Regions from separate parts of the Homo sapiens genome. Here regions 1 and 2 are each linked to region 3. Evidence: read pairs that join two places in POLR2A ChIA-PET (ENCODE). Cell type or tissue: Panc1. All regions are shown on one strand. Each heading gives the region's core, and the rest is flanking DNA. Links, peaks and the distances in the headings are about the cores only. Region 1 overlaps TMC1 (transmembrane channel like 1). Region 2 has its middle 53 kb from the start of ZFAND5. Region 3 overlaps ZFAND5 (zinc finger AN1-type containing 5).

Region 1 (5,400 bases), core at 112-5,111, 290 kb before region 3:
ACCTCTTGGTAGCCATTGTTTTGATTGTGCTTTGGCTTCAGGGTCATACTGATAATCCATGTTTCATCTCCTATTAATGTTCTTTTAAGAAATCTTTCTGGACCTTGATCCCACTTGTTTAAAATTTCCGTCAAAAGCTCTACTCTTGCCTGCAGCTGATCTGGGCACAATGGTTTTGGCACCCATAGAGTGGAAACTTTGGCCAATTTTAATTTTTCAGTCAGAATTGTGTAAGCTGAGCCAGTTGAGGTGTATATGGTTGTGGCTATTACTTGTGCTGTTAATCATCAGTGCTCTTCAATTAAGACACAAACAAGATGAATTTTTTTCCTATCAATTAATGTGGATGGTCTGCTGCTGTGGGCTTCGACTTCAACATCATATCATCTGTTCTTAAAATGAGTTATCTGTTTGATAATGTGACATTTTCCCCATAAATTTTTCATAAAGCATCAATGATTTCACCCTTTTTTCACCCACGCTTCACGATAAATTTGATATTTGTTCTTGCTTCAATTTTATCAGAATTCATGTTGCTCTGATAGGGGCTGTTTTTAAATTGATGATTTATCCTTTTTAGTGCCTCAAACTAGCTCCTGTTCACACATATTATAACAAGTTAGTACACATTTACTTTGATGCAAAAGAATTTTGAAAATTTTAAAATTCCATACCTTTTGTTATAATACACATTTTCCATGTACTTTTTGATTAATGCAAATTACTTGGAATAGGAAAATGCAACCTTGAAAAGGAAGAAAATAGCAGACTTTTACTACCTAACTTTAAGACTTTATTAACTACAGTTATCAGGACAGTGTAGCATTGGCATCAACATAGATGAATCACTGAAACAGAAAAGAGAATTCAGAAATAGACTCACACATATATAGGCAAATGATTCACAACAAAGGTACAAAGACAATTTAATGGAGAAATTAGTCTTTTCAATAAATAGTGCTGGAACAATCAGTTTTCCACATATTAAAAAAAAATCTTCAATCTGCATCTTATACCATATACAAAAATTAACTCAAAATGGACCATAGACCCAAATGTAAAACCTAAAACTATAAAACTTCTAGAAGAAAACACATAAGGCTATGGGTTAGGCAGATTTTTTTTTAGATATAACACCAAATGTCCAATCCACAAAATAAAAAAAAACATAAAGTGAACTTTATAAAATTAAGAGCATCTGCTCTTCAAAAGACTGCTAGGAGAATGAAAAGACAATCACAGACTGGGAGAAAATATTTGCAAATCATACATTTGTTAAAGGATTTGTATCCAGAATATATATAGCACTCTCCAAAGTTACTAATAAGAAAACAAACAGTCCAATAAAAAATGTATCAATTATTAAACAGATATTTGACCAAGGAAGATAATGATAGCAAATAAACAAAAGTAAAGACACAACATAACTAGACACTAGGGAAATGCAAATTAAAACAACAGTGAGATATCACTACACATTTATTAAAATGGCTAAAATTGCAAGACTGACTATAGCAAGTGTTGGAAGGGGGATGGTGAAGAACTAGAACTCTCATACACTGCTGCCAGGAATGTAAAATGGTACACACTTTGGACAACAATTTGGCAATTTCTTTAAAAGTTAAACATACATCTACCATATGACTTAGGCATTCTACTCTAAGACATTTACCCAAGAGAAATGAAAGCATATGTCCCTATACAGACTTCCACATGAATCTTTGTCACAGCCAAAACTGGAAATAATGCAATGTCCATTCACAAATGAATAAATTGCAATGTATTCATGTAATTGAATGCTAATTTGTAATAATACAGAATGAACTATTGATACACACAAAAACTGATATGAATGGCAAAATAATTGTGCTGCATGAAAGAAGCCAGACAAAAAAAAGAGCACATGCTATATGATTTAATTTACATAAAATTCTAGAAAATGCAGTGACACAAAGCAGATCAGATGGAAGGAGGGAAGAATAACATAAAGACACAAGGAAACTGAGATATGTTATTACCTTGAAAGTGTTGATGGTTTCATTGTGTATACATATGGCAAACTTTTCAAGTTGTAAATGAGTATGTGTAGTTTACTGCATATCAATTTCTTTCCCTCCACAGGGCTGTTTCTCCATGTGAATGTATATGAGTTTTATCTCAATAGAGCTATTGAAATACAAGCCATGCATGGGCCCAAATGAGAGTATGTTATGAAATAAACATCAAGATTAATCTACTTCTGTACATGTGATATCTAAAAAAGCGGGAAAGTTGGAAGGAGAGAAAAAAGGCAGAATAAAAGGAGGAAGAAGAAAAAAAGAAAGGAAGGAAGGAGGGAGGAAAGGAGAAGAAAGGAAGGAAAAAACCTTTGAAAATTAGATAGAAACAATCTAAATACATATAACAACGTGAATAAGTCAAATTATTTGTGCTCAGTGAAAGAAGCCTGTCTCAAAAGGCTACATACAGTAGTGTTCCATTTATTTGACACTCTTGAAAAGGCAAAACTATAGACAGGAAATTTATTAGCGATTGTCAGGAGCTAGGAGAATTAACCACAAAGAGGCTTGAGAGAATTTTGGAGGGGAGACGAGAGAATTATTCTATATCTTGTCTACAGTGATTGTCACACTAATGTAGGTGTTTGTTAAAACTCATAGAACTTAAAGGGTTTATTTATTACATCTGAATTATATCTGAACAAATCTGACTACGAAGAAAAAGTAGAAAAACAATACTTCTTGGCTTAACCTTGGGCTGTAGTTATTTTTCTCTGCCTATATTGAGTCTTTTTAAAAATTGAATTGACAATATAAAATGTTTAAAAATTTCATACAAATTTTTGGATTTCTGACTTTTCTTTAAAAATATGTGACAAACCATACTCACATTTTTACATGGCAATAATCTTCTGTGGCTAAATAGGCAGCAGTTTCCTCTGCAGGCATGCAGTCAATCCCTACCTGATAGCTTTACTATTTAAGGCATATTGCCTGTCCAATCCCTAGAGATATTTACGTTTAAGTTCTTGCCTTAAACTCATGTTAACCAACACCTTTACTAGCATAATCTGTTCCCTAGTCATGAATAAATCTGTCTATAGGAATGAAACAGGAAGTGTGTGATGACAATAGAACCAGAGGCATAGGGACCACTGGGGCCCTATAATATGTAGTTAGGACACAGATCATAAGATCCTGGAATAGAGAATTTGCAGCTTGAGACTAATATACAGAAAATCACAGCTGAGCATCTTAAGGAGAAAATAAACCAGCCAAATTCTGGGTGTTATTTCATCTACTTCGTGAAGTCCTTAATCACCAAAATCTAAGATCTGGGGCCAGGCACAGTGGCTCACTCCTGTAATCCCAGCACCTTGGGAGGCCAAGGCAGGCGGATCATGAGGTCAGGAGTTCGAAACCAGCCTGGCCACTATCATGAAACCCTGTCTCTACTAAAAATACAAAAAATTAGCCGGGAGTGGTGGCTCACGCCTGTAATCCTAGCTACTCAGGAGGCTGCGGGAGGAGAATCACTTGAACCCGGGAGGTGGAGAGTGCAGTGAGCCGAGATCGCACCACTGCACTCCAGCCTGGGCAATAGAGCGAGACTGTCTCTCAAAAAAAAAAAAAAAAAAAAAAAAAGATTTGGGACTACCTTATAAGCATATTTTTATTTCCGATAGTGAACACAGTGGCTCACATATATTAATAATAAGTTGTCCATAATTGTTGTCTGGAAAGAAAACGAAGGAGATCAACAGGTAAAGGATCCAAGAAGGAGGGATGAATGCACGGGCACAAGGTTTCTGCAGTTGTTCAGGACCTTGGGGACAGAAGGATCCTGTGCTTCATTGACTGTTCCACTGTTGCCATCTGGAAATTCTTAATAATTTTTGAACAAAGGACCCTACTTTTGGCACTAAGTTCCACAAATTACATAGCCTGGACTAAATCCAGGAGTTTGTAGACCCATTATTGAGCTTTTTCTACTGGAGGACAGTGAAGAGGACTGTTTTTGACACAGTGCATATATTTGGCATTGTCATAAAGTCCAGGGTGAGGCTGGGCGTAGTGGCTCACGCCTGCTATCCCAGCATTTTGGGAGGCCAAGGCAGGTGGATCACTTGAGGTCAGGAGTTAAAACAAGCCTAGCCAACATGGTAAAGCACCATCTCTACTAAAAATACAAAAATTAGTTGGGCATGGTGGCTCATGCCTGTAATCTCAGCTACTCAGGAGGTTTAGGCAGGAGGATCATTTGAACCCAGGAGGCGGAGGTTTCAGTGAGCTGAGATTGCACCACTGCATTCCAGACTGGGCAACAGAGTGAGGCCCTGTCTTAAAAAGAAAAAATAAATAAATAAAACTGCCACATAAGTGTCATTGGTTTAGGCTATTAGGCTATACCCACAAACATAATTTTGACCACCATATATCTAGTCCATATTGTCTGCCACATGAAAAGATGGACACATCTAGCAAATTTCTTTACATTTTCATTCATAATCAAATCTCAACTAAAGGCCAGGCACCGTGGCTCACACCTGTAATCCCAGCACTTTGGGAGGCCGAGGCGGGTGGATCATGAGGTCAGGAGATTGAGATCATCCTGGCTAACACAGTGAAACCCTGTCTCTACTAAAAATACAAAAAATTAGCCAGGCGTAGTGGCGGGCGCCTGTAGTCCCAGCTACCCGGGAGGTGAGGCAGGAGAATGGTGTGAACCTGGGAGGCAGAGCTTGCAGTGAGCCGAGGTCGCGCCACTGCACTCCAGCCTGGGCGACAGAGCGGCACTCCGTCTCAAAAAAAAAAACAAAAAACAAAAAACAAAAAAACAAATCCCAAGTAAAAACCATTTTGAGATAAAGGGTAAAAAAAGAGACAAAGACTTGTGGTTTCATTTCCTAAATGTTGCCTGATTCTTGACATACAGCAGGTAAGAGGAGATTGGCACTGGAATAACTATACCTATCTTAAGTGCATGTCCCCATACTTGGAAAGCTTACTGTCATTCAGGCTGCTCACCCCCATGATGATGCCTGGATAGCTTAGATGCCTAAATCAAGAGATGAGTGATGACTACACTGGAGCCTTTGCATCACGATTCTTTACAATAAAGGATTGGCGACCATAAAATTTATCCTCCACATCACATACTTTTGAGTGCTAAAATGTTAAGTTGGAGAAAACTGGAACAATAGATATTAAACAGGATTCTCACAGGCCAGCCATGACAAGTGGTCATCCTAACTATATTATCACACCATAATACAAGCATCCCATTAGACTTTAGTAGTACCAATATACAACATTAGTAAAAATGACAGTCACAAAGACATTACCAAACATGTATCAAGTGCTTTTTCTGTGCTGGGCACTGTGTTAAGCACTTAATTAA
Region 2 (5,400 bases), core at 120-5,119, 62 kb before region 3:
AGCTGGAGGGAACCAGCTAGACCCTTTTTCCCCCTTCAGTCTCTTCTGCCATGTGAGGACATAGCATTCATCCCTCTTTTGCCCTTTTCCCCTTTGCACCATGTGAGGACGCAGCAAGAAGGTCCTCAGCCAGACATCAAATGTGTAAGCACCTTGATCTTGGACTTCCCAGCCTCCAAAATCATATGAAATAAATTTTTGTTTTTTATAAATTACCCAGTCTCAGACACTTTGTTATAGCAGCATAAAAAGACTAAGACAGGCTGCTGCTTAAAATGACAAGGGAGAAAAGAAATCAAGTCTAATGCACTCTTTTTGAGCAACTTCTCAAAAAGTGGGCACACTTGACTCACATTTCTATGTTCCTGTTTTGTCTACACTTTTTATTTGATACCATGGAGCAGTCTGAAGCACACCCTTCCTCCTGCCTTTCCAGCACCCAAACCCCTGGCTTCAAATGGCTCATTTTATACATCTTCAGCCCACAGCCCTAGTCTGACCTCTCCCACCATATCAGCTCAATTATGCACAATACTGCTGTGCTGTGTAGATTTGTTCAACAATGTTATGATCTGAGCTCCTTGGGGAAAGGATCTTGTCATTTCTACTTCTACTTTGCAAGGTACCATGTGTATTGCCAACACTTTATAAACAATAATAATGTGTTAAAGGTGGATTTTCTATGTGTTCAAGTTACTAAATGAAAAATGACACCTTCTATTTCTAATGTTAATGCCCTTATCTACTAACACTCATTTCATATTTGCTGGAGAAAGGAAACATCTCATTTTAATTCAAATCTATTCTGGCGATCTTTGGAAATGAGGGTCACCCTCAAGAGTTTAAACTTACATATCAGGTCATTGTGAAAAAATTTCAAAAACCTATATCTCCTTCCAGTAATTATTTTAACTATAAAGCTCTTTCTTACAAACAGGCAGCCCAAATTTGATAAATGCTTGTTGAGCAAATAAACAAATGAGACTAAAATGAACCTCATGACAAGACTAAGAGATAAGAAGAACTGGTGATTATTTTCCCATTTTACCACACCGAAAATTGGTCTTTTTATTTTATTTTAACATTGTGTATGTGATAGGGTCTTGCTCTGTCGCCCAGGCTGGAGTGCTGTGGTGCAATCACAGCTCACTACAGCTCCAACCTCCTGGGCTCAAGTGGGCCCCTGCTTGAGCCTCCTAAGTAGAGGAGACTATAGGGTGGGCCACCAGGCCTGGCTAATTTTTTTTTTTTTTTTTTTTTTTTTTTAGAGATAGGGTCTCCCTATGTTGCCCAGGTTGGTCTTGAACTCCTGAGTTCAAGTGATCCTGCTGCCTCAGCCTCCCAAAGTGTTGGGATTACAGGCACGAGCCACTTGCCCTTGGTCAAAAATCAGTGCTTTAAAATGGATGTTTCATGGTCATGAATTAAATTCGGGTCTCTTGACTCCAAGTTCTAGTCAGATTTATTTGATGATTTTATCTCTCTTTTTTTTTTTTGAAATGGAGTTTCACTCTTATTACCCGGGCTAGAGTGCAATGGCATGATCTTGGCTCACTGCAACCTCCACTTCCTGAGTTGAAGCGATTCTCCTGCCTCAGCCTCCTGAGTAGCTGCGATTACAGGTGCCCACCACCACGCCTGGCTAATTTTTGTATTTTTAGTAGAGATGGGGTTTCACCATATTGGCCAGGCTGGTCTCAAACTCCTGGCCTCAGGTAATCCACCTGCCTTGGCCTCCCAAACTGCTGGGATTACAGGTGTGAGCCACCACACCCAGCCAATGATTACATCTTTACATCAGCATTTCACAAACTTTAGTGATGTGCATACCACCTTCAAGATTTTGCCACATCTATATAACTTCTATGCTTTTAATTTCATTTTTCTTTAACTCATTTCGTCTATATTATAATAGATAACTCTACTTTTTAATGTTCATGTATACCTTAAGTCAGTGTACAAATGCTGACACAGCCTCAGCCAGGCTCATTACTTGCACCAGCTCCCCCTAAGCCACCAACCTTGCCTCCTCCAACACACTCCTAACGCTGACTGAAAGCAGCTAATATAAGGAAGAAGTCTCTTTCATGCTTCTGCCACTTTCTAGGTCTTCTCTGAAGGCATTCTCTCCTTTCTGGGCCTTAGGAAGATCGAACAAGCTTTGATACAAAGCTCTCCTCATGAACTGAGATAAGAAAAAGTAGTATTTGCAGTTCTATCTGCTGGGACTGACTGGGTGCCAATAGTGGGAAACTCTTTCCTCTGCTAGGATAGTGGACAGTGGGTATTTGTATCACCTAAGCCTCTTAGATACAGTCCACAACCTCCCTCTCTCCAATCTATCTCTTTCTTTCCATTTCTATTACACCTTCTCTAATTAAGGCCTTTATCCTCTTATACCTGGATTCATACAAGAGCATCCTGATTGATGTCCCAGTCTCTTGCCTCTCTCTGACCCTATCCGTATACCCCAGCCTTCTGCAAGCTGCTTTCAGATAACTTTCCTGCTTATATCTTCTCAAAGACCATTCCCCCAGCCCCATCCCACCTAACACCCCGCTGTTGAGAAGAAAACAATGAAGACTCTAGAAAATCAAGGAAAGAGAAGTCCTCGCACTCTTTCTGCTCGCACATTTGAGTGTAGCACACATCTGTGATCCTTTACTCCATCCTGTTGATTGAGCTCAACCTTAAAAATGACTTCCAGAAAGTCAAACTGGGCTTAGTACACTCAAAATGGATTGTTTAGCACCTCATATGTATCCAAGATGGATATTCATCTATTCATCTGGCTTGTCTCAGAATTACTATACTAGTTGTTAAGATATCAAAGTATTTCTCCACCAGTTGGTAAACAGCCACTACTTCTAGCACCCCAGTTGTCTTTCCACAGGCCCAGTGGACCTGGTCCCTCAACTCCCCACATTCTCACAACTAAAGCATAACAGAGGCAGGGTGTGGTGGCTCACGCTTATAATCCCAGCACTTTGGGAGGCCGAGGCAGGAGGATCACCTGAGGTCAGGAGTTCGAGACTAGCTTGGCCAGCATGGCAAAACCCTGTCTCTACGAAAAATACAAAAATTAGCTGGGCATGGTGGTGCACGCCTGTAATCCCAGCTACTCCAGAGGCTGAGACAGGAGAATTGCTTGAACCCAGGAGGCGGAGGTAGCAGTGAGCCAAGATCGCGCCACTGCATTACAGCCTGGGTGACAAAGAAAGACTCTGTCTCAAAAAACAAAACAAAACAAAACAAAACTAATACAATTATCCTTTTGTGACAATTGATCAAGTAAGAACTGAAACTTAAAAGTTGGATCAGAAGTTGAGAGAGGGCCAGGCAGCAGGCAGATCCCTTGAGTTCAGGAATTCAAGGCCAGCCTGGGCAACAGAGTGAGACCCCATCTACTCTTAAAAAAGATATATATATATATATATATATATATATATATATATATATATATATATATTTATTTATTTATATTTATTTATATATATATTTATATATACACACACACACACACACACACACACACACACAAATTAGCTAAGTATGGTGGCACATGCCTGTAGTCCCAGCTACTCAGGAGGCTGAGGTGAGAGGTTGGCTTGAGCCCCAGGCTGAGATTTCACCAGGCTGCACTCCACCCTGGGTGACAGAGCCAGACCCTCTCTCTCTCTCTCTCTCTCTCTCTCTCTCTCTCTCTCTCTCTCTCTCTCTCACACACACACACACACACACACACACACGCACAAAGGAAGAAATTGAGAGGGACACCTTCATTCCTAAGGACAATTATTATGCATATTCAAATGCAAGCTGATGGCTATTTACTACAGAATTTTTAGAAACAGTGAAACTTTGAAACTACAGCCAACTACAATCTTGATCTAATAATCTAGGAATTCTTTGAAATTTCCATTCACACACCTCTCATAATAGGAAGAACAATTATGGAGCCCCTCAATTCTAATTTCATAGAACAGGCTATTCTTCTGCCTCCCTTTGTCCATATTCCTCTGATAATAGTTTAAGAACCATCATCATATTTCTACCCTCCCAATTTTTAAAAAAATATTTTCCTTGCTGAGGCACTTTCAGATGAGGATATAGAAAGGACTCACTTTTTGATAATGCTTAAAAATAAAATTTGTATGTGAGGTAATGGTTACATTAATTAGTTGGATTTAGCCATTCCACAACAAATACATATATCAAAACATCATGTTGTATATTATAAACATATGCAATTTTTATTTTTCAATTAAATATTAAAAAGAAGATACATGTCTCAATTATAATTTTATTAGACTCGTTAAAGTCTAATTTTATTAAATTTTATAGACTCTTCAATAAATCAGTTATTTTCACAAACAAATATATATATATATATATATATTAGCAGAAGTGTTGGCATCATGGAATCTGGATCCAAGGGCTGGCTTTCCCCTTGGTCACCAGTTTGAGCTTGGGTGTATTACCTAACCTCTCGAGATCTTAGTTTTATCATTTGGAAAAGCATCCTTTATTCATTCAAGGCCAGGCGCAGTGGCTCATGCCTGCAATACCAACACTTTCAGAGGCCAAGGTGGGAGGATCACCTGAGGTCAGGAGTTCAAGACCAGCCTGGCCAACATGATGAAACCCCATCTCTACTAAAAATACAAAAATTAGCCAGGTGTGGTGGCACACGCCTGTAGTTCCAGCTACTACGGAGAATTGCTTGAACCCGGGAGGCAGAGGTTGCAGTAAGCTGAGATAGCACCACTGCACTCCAGCCTGGGTAACAGAATGAGATCCTGTCCCAAAAAAAAGTCATCTTTTATTCATTCAATACATATGGACTGAACAAATCAAATGTTCTAAGCCTGTACTTGGAACTAGAGAGATAGTGGTGAACAAGATATAACTTTTCAAGGGAATGGATATCAAATAATTACACAAACAAGTATTGAATTGACATGGCAACAAATGCCAAGGACAAAGTGATGAGCAAGAATTGAGTGTAGATGACATGGCAACTGATGTAGTCCCCTAGAAAACTGTCGGGAGGACAGATAATTCTTCCTAGAGGAAGTCACTTTTAGAGTGAGATTTGAAAGGCTAAGAAGGTGGTCAGACAGGAAGGAGGGAAAGGGAAAACAGTTCTCAGCATAGGGAAAGACTTTGGCATGGTAAGGAACTCAATAGTATATTACGAAATACTTAAAGAAGACTAAGTTGGTTGAGAAGGGAGTTTCAGGTGAGGCTGAAGACATAGGCAGAGCCTACATGAAGGATTTGTTGGAATTCAGAACTCATTCTAAAGATAATGAGAATAATTGATGAGTTTCAAGTAGGTGCAAGATAAGAAGAAATTGAAATTTAAGAATATTGTATGTTTCAATGAGAATGCATATA
Region 3 (5,400 bases), core at 222-5,221:
TTCTCAGTTTCTTCTCTGCTCATCCCCTGCACTACCCTTGTGCATAATGGGCAAAGTCTGTAATCTGGAGATTGGATGTGTTAAAAACTTGATGAAGTTAAATTTCAAGGGTATAAGGAATAATTTTATAACCAAAAGCAGTAACTTTAGTTTTGATATTGTCAATGTTGTGGAAAACTTTTAAGTAGAACAACATATTTGAACACTAGAACTTATTTGAAGTACAATATTCCTATCATATTTTGTGGGAGTTTGAAACTCAGTGTGGAAAGGCATTTTGGTTTTCATGAGATATGGTGACTTTGGAAACTTTGCTTATATAGCACAACCAGAAGTGCCCTGATGGTGGAAGAAGACTGACTTGAATTACCTGTACTAGGCCCTAGAACAAAAAGATTTCTGTGCTTTATATAGTGCACGTAGCTTATTTTATCAATTTGTTCTTTTTTGGCAGAGTGCTGATTAAATGCAATATAAAACTTCTGTTGTGAAAAAATACTGTCAGTGGTTATACAGTCTGCTTTGGAGGCTGGCTTTTGCTAACAGCAGTCAAGTTTGTTTATTGTATTAATCTTACAAAGTTAAGGCCAAATTCTCAAGTTTGGCAGGTGAATCTATATTTGGCATTTTGAAATGAGCTCCATCCTTAAACTGACCACATTAGTTTGCCCGTGATGCCTTTGTTTGGGTTTTTGTTTTTGGTTTTGGTTTTTAAATACAAAATTACTCTGACCTTGGAAGAATAGTCTTGGGTTAGAGCTAGTCTGCATTTATTATTACTTAGTAGGCATTCTGTGATTCACTGCTATTTGCCTTTTCTGTGTCATTTTCTTATTCCCCCTTCTTCCCTTGTCTCAGGAGCCGTAGTTCATTTTTCAGATGTGGCCAAAGAAATGGCTGACACCCTCCCTCTACCCCATACAACTATTCCCCTAGATTATTCTTTATCCTCATGACATCAGGATAAACATTAATGTTGTCACAGTAGCAGTAGGTAGAATATTGTTCGTTTAGTCTAATATTAGGCTATTTCTCCCAGTAGATTCATTGCTAATGCAATTGAATTATAAATTTGGGCAGAGTTTTAGAGAAAATTGCCATTAAATCAATCAGCTTGTTGTAGGAGCTTGTCTATATGCTAATAGCATTGGTGCTGGCATATTTGGGCAGTAATTTCAGCATTGCATACATAAATTTGCTATTGTTACATTTGGATTAATATTAAAACCTGAGTTTATAGTGTTTCAGGTGTAGTTGAATTATATGTAAGTAGATATAAATTTTGTTATTTTTGTGTTAAAGAACTAGTGGCAGTGTGGGCTTTAGTACAGTAATGTATTTTTTGTTCATTGTGAGAAATTTTATTGATGCCATGTGTACACTGAAACTTAAAGCCTTTTTAGGTGGAGAAACGGTGGGACTGTTTGTAGATGCTATCTCTGTCGATAGTGGATGCCCATTTTAGATAAGATTCTTGTTCTGCCTGTGGAATCCTTAATAGTTTAAAATCAATACTTCTCGAGTAGTTTCTAAAGACTGTTTGCCGATCTGTTTTTAAAACCAAGGTTTAAAAAAATCTTTCAAGTCTTCCTATGATGTTTAGTGCACCTGTGAAAATGGTAAAATGATTGTTTTGGAATTTTTGGATCTGACGTTGATTTAGGGATGAATGGTTTGAGTTTTATTTGTCAAAATTTGCTGTTTTTATATCTACAGGATTTTTTTTCCTATAAGCATAAAATCAAAGTTGGCTACTGTTATTTACTGTGATGTAATGAATTTGAACTGCCCTGATTGAAAAGTTTGCATTTAGGAAATTATAACGTGGAAAAACTGAGCATATGATTAACATCTCCCAGCTCTTTAAAACAGAATTAGGATTTTGTTTTTAGTACTGGCTGTTACCAGTGTTTTAAAGGAATTTCTTGAGTGAAGCGATCATTTTACAAAATTAGAGAAGCAAGTAGTATGGTGATTGGCAGGAATTTCTCAGATTTGAATCAAGTTCTGATGTTAAAATGGAAGATTCTGTTTAAAGCTTGTATTTTCAAGGAATACTTATAAACATTTTTATCAGGCATCTTCCTGTTTCTCTTAAATACTTCCTTTTTTGACTTAAAAATGTTAGCCAGTGAATGCTTGACAAATTTGTGTTTTTGTCCTTTTCAGTTGTCACTCAGCCCAGTCCATCAGTTTCTCAGCCCAGTACTTCTCAGAGTGAAGAAAAAGCTCCTGAATTGCCCAAACCAAAGAAAAACAGATGTTTCATGTGCAGAAAGAAAGTTGGTCTTACAGGTATTACAAAACACAAGACAATGTATGTTTTACTTCTGCAGTTAACAAGGAGCTTTTGGTCACTCCCTAAGAGACTAGTTGGTCTTACACATAAAAAAAAAAAAAAAGCCTGACTAGCTGTAGTCTAGGAAAGGTGGAGGAGGTGGTATTGGGGTGGAAAGAAGTTGGGTTTTACTTCCATTTGTCTCCTAATCATATAAAACTATTAACTCAGGCCCTCTTATTTTATTAGATTGATAAAAAGTTTTTGTATACCTAGGGAAAATGTTACTGAACTAACAGTAAGCGCCACCTACTTTGAGCTATGCAGGGAATGTTCTTGGTGCTTTTTTTCTTGTCTCCTTCAAATCTCAGACCTTGATGGTTGTTTTCACTTGAGGAAGCATTACTTAAGATATGGTAGGACTGTGTTTTGAATCCAGCTTAGCCTAACTCCAGAGCCTGTGTAAATTTTATCCTGCGTTGCATCTACAGGAGTCGATAGAGGGAGAGCATCTGGGAGAAATTAGCTGGCAGATAGCCCATTTTGTTTTCTCCACGTGGTTTGGCTTACCAAACACTTCGCTATTGCCCTTGCAAGGAAAGACTGAACATAGTTATTTGAATTTCTCACCATGTCAAAGGAAGTTAAAAGTTCCTTTTCCAGGTTAACGTGATAGACTCTGTAAGAGTTGACTGTGTCTTATCACCAGGAAGTGGAAGAAAAGAGTTCACTGTCTTTTATGTTACAAAGCAATGAAAATCTGGTTCCTTTTCTATAGTGACTAAGGCTTTTTTTTCTTTTAATTGCCTCAAGTTCTCAAATGACTCTACTTCTTCGTTTGTACAGGGTTTGACTGCCGATGTGGAAATTTGTTTTGTGGACTTCACCGTTACTCTGACAAGCACAACTGTCCGTATGATTACAAAGCAGAAGCTGCAGCAAAAATCAGAAAAGAGAATCCAGTTGTTGTGGCTGAAAAAATTCAGAGAATATAAATTACTTCTTGTGAAGAGACTGAAACTTTGTTTTTATTTTAATATATCGTAGGAAAACATTAAAGAGCAGATGCATGGCCATTTTTCTTTGATGTTCTCCAGAGTTTTACATTACACTTGTCTGTCTTATAATTGATATTTTAGGATGTTTGGGTGTTTGTTACAGGCAGAATTGGATAGATACAGCCCTACAAATGTATATGCCCTCCCCTGAAAAAAATTGGATGAAAATCTGCACAGCAAAGTGAAACACACAGATAATAGGAACAAAATGTAGTTCCCATGTGCCAAACAAAATAAATGAAATCTCTGCATGTTTGCAGCATATCTGCCTTTTGGGAATGTAATCAAGGTATAATCTTTGGCTAGTGTTATGTGCCTGTATTTTTTTAAAATGGTACACCAGAAAAGGACTGGCAGTCTACTTCTACCATAGTTAAACTTCACCCTCTTTAATTTCACAACATATTCTTTGGAAGCAGGAAGAAATGCTCATAAAGAGGATCAGACCTTCTTTCCCGTGAAACCAGTATTTGGCGCCATATATAAGCCTGGTTAAATTGGTCATCTAAAGCTGTCAAATAAGACATTCTGTGAAAGGTAAACATCGAAACTGGTTATAAGTAAAACCATCAAGCCAACAACAGGGTCTTGAGATAACCTTTGAAGCTTATTGTACTGGCCTGCACCAGAAGATGTCTGCATTACTCATTGCTAAAAATGTGTAGCACAGAACTGCACTAGGATTAATTTGTTTACAAGAAGAAATTTAAACTCTACGTTTGGTTTTCACATACAGCAGCTCTATTGAATAACATGCATCTGAATTTTAAGTTGCAAAGGTATCTGAATAATTTTTCATGTGCATCTTTTGTCGAATGTTTTGGTTCAAGAAAGAATGTTTAAAGCTTTTTAAAAGACTTCAGTTCTTAATGTAACTGTACCCTTCTGCATGGAAAATCATAACCAACATGGCTGCAGTAGACTTCTTAGTGGTATCCAGCACCACTTGCAGAGGGCTGCTTTATCATATTGTACTTGGGTGTAGGACTCTAGTGTTCTTGGGTGTATTGCATGGGCTGCATTATCTACAGCATTGTACAATAACAACTAGAAAAGGCAGTATACTTCACTGATGCTTGTCTGGTAATAATCACTTCTGTGTTATAATGGAAGGTTTTTTGTGATGTATGAAACTTGTGTTTTTTATATATAAATGAGTATAGTTAGTGTTGTGGTAATGCCTGTTTTCATCTGTAAATAGTTAAGTATGTACACGAGGCACTACTTCTGATTTATTGCAATGTTCAGTCCTAGTTTTTACTTTTATTCTTAAAGCATTCAGTTTTGCTTTCAATTTTATGTACCTTAGTTCTGAGTTAGACCTGCAGATGTGTACAGATAGTTCATATTTATGTATTGCACATAATCATGCTATTCAGCATTGATGCTATATTGTATTATGTAAATAATAAAAGCCATGTACAGAGGGAAACTTCACTTGTTCATTGGGTTTTTAAGCCATAGTTGGAGTCCTAAAGGGGGAAAATTAGAAAATGTTACTTTACATGGCTATATAATTTTTTTTCCTTTGCCATCGCTGAACTTGTTCAAGTGATAATCAAGAGATATTAGAAGCATTTGCAGGTATGATACCTGATAGGCAGTTTATTTTTGAAGAATTCAATAGGCACCTTTGGGATTAAAACAATTTTAAAATTTGAGAAAGATGAAATTTGAACAATTATGGCCTACCTCGCTTCTCCATGTTGTAAAAGATGATGTTTTATGACAATTCTGAAGAAGAAAGTAGGTATGACTTAGTTTACAAAAAGAGTTCTGTTTTATTTCTGTTTTGGGTTTGGCTCTAATACAGAGATTCACCCATGGACTTGGTCTCTGTAGCGTTTATGCCAGATCATAAAGAACAAGGGGTGACAGGTACATGTTGACTTTACCTGGGGTAAATGATTACCAGAGTGCAACTGTTGCTTCTCTGTGATGGAGTTTGGGGTGGAAATACCCTAGTTTTATCTGTCAGTTCTTTGCATGCTGCTACTTTTGCTTCAAGTTAGGGAGGTACATATGTATGTCAAAGTTCCTATACTGACATAGGGTAGTATTTCT

What was found. ChIA-PET counts read pairs that join two places held together with the same protein. Peaks named below come from ENCODE experiments on the same cell type or tissue, not always from the same donor. Only the 100,000 strongest peaks of a DNase experiment are listed, where the experiment ranks them.
Region 1: POLR2A ChIA-PET joins it to region 3 with 5 read pairs; 3 of 35 experiments call an interaction of 5 or more read pairs at or near these places.
Region 2: POLR2A ChIA-PET joins it to region 3 with 5 read pairs; 17 of 35 experiments call an interaction of 5 or more read pairs at or near these places.

What each region holds. Positions count from the first base shown.
Region 1 is chr9:72,640,055-72,645,454 of GRCh38, reverse strand. All of the region lies in intron 4 of TMC1 (transmembrane channel like 1), which reads right to left. Among named protein-coding and RNA genes, the nearest start is that of TMC1, 120 kb to the right of the region's middle. In Panc1, for the core only: no CTCF peak of the experiment used is centred there; no DNase peak of the experiment used is centred there.
Region 2 is chr9:72,415,938-72,421,337 of GRCh38, reverse strand. No RefSeq gene overlaps it. Among named protein-coding and RNA genes, the nearest start is that of ZFAND5, 53 kb to the right of the region's middle. In Panc1, for the core only: no CTCF peak of the experiment used is centred there; no DNase peak of the experiment used is centred there.
Region 3 is chr9:72,353,826-72,359,225 of GRCh38, reverse strand. ZFAND5 (zinc finger AN1-type containing 5) reads left to right here. Exons shown (of 7, transcript NM_001102420.3): 6 at 2,170-2,295; 7 at 3,125-5,400. The coding sequence ends at 3,273. Among named protein-coding and RNA genes, the nearest start is that of ZFAND5, 8.7 kb to the left of the region's middle. In Panc1, for the core only: no CTCF peak of the experiment used is centred there; no DNase peak of the experiment used is centred there; H3K27ac peaks cover 2,443 bases.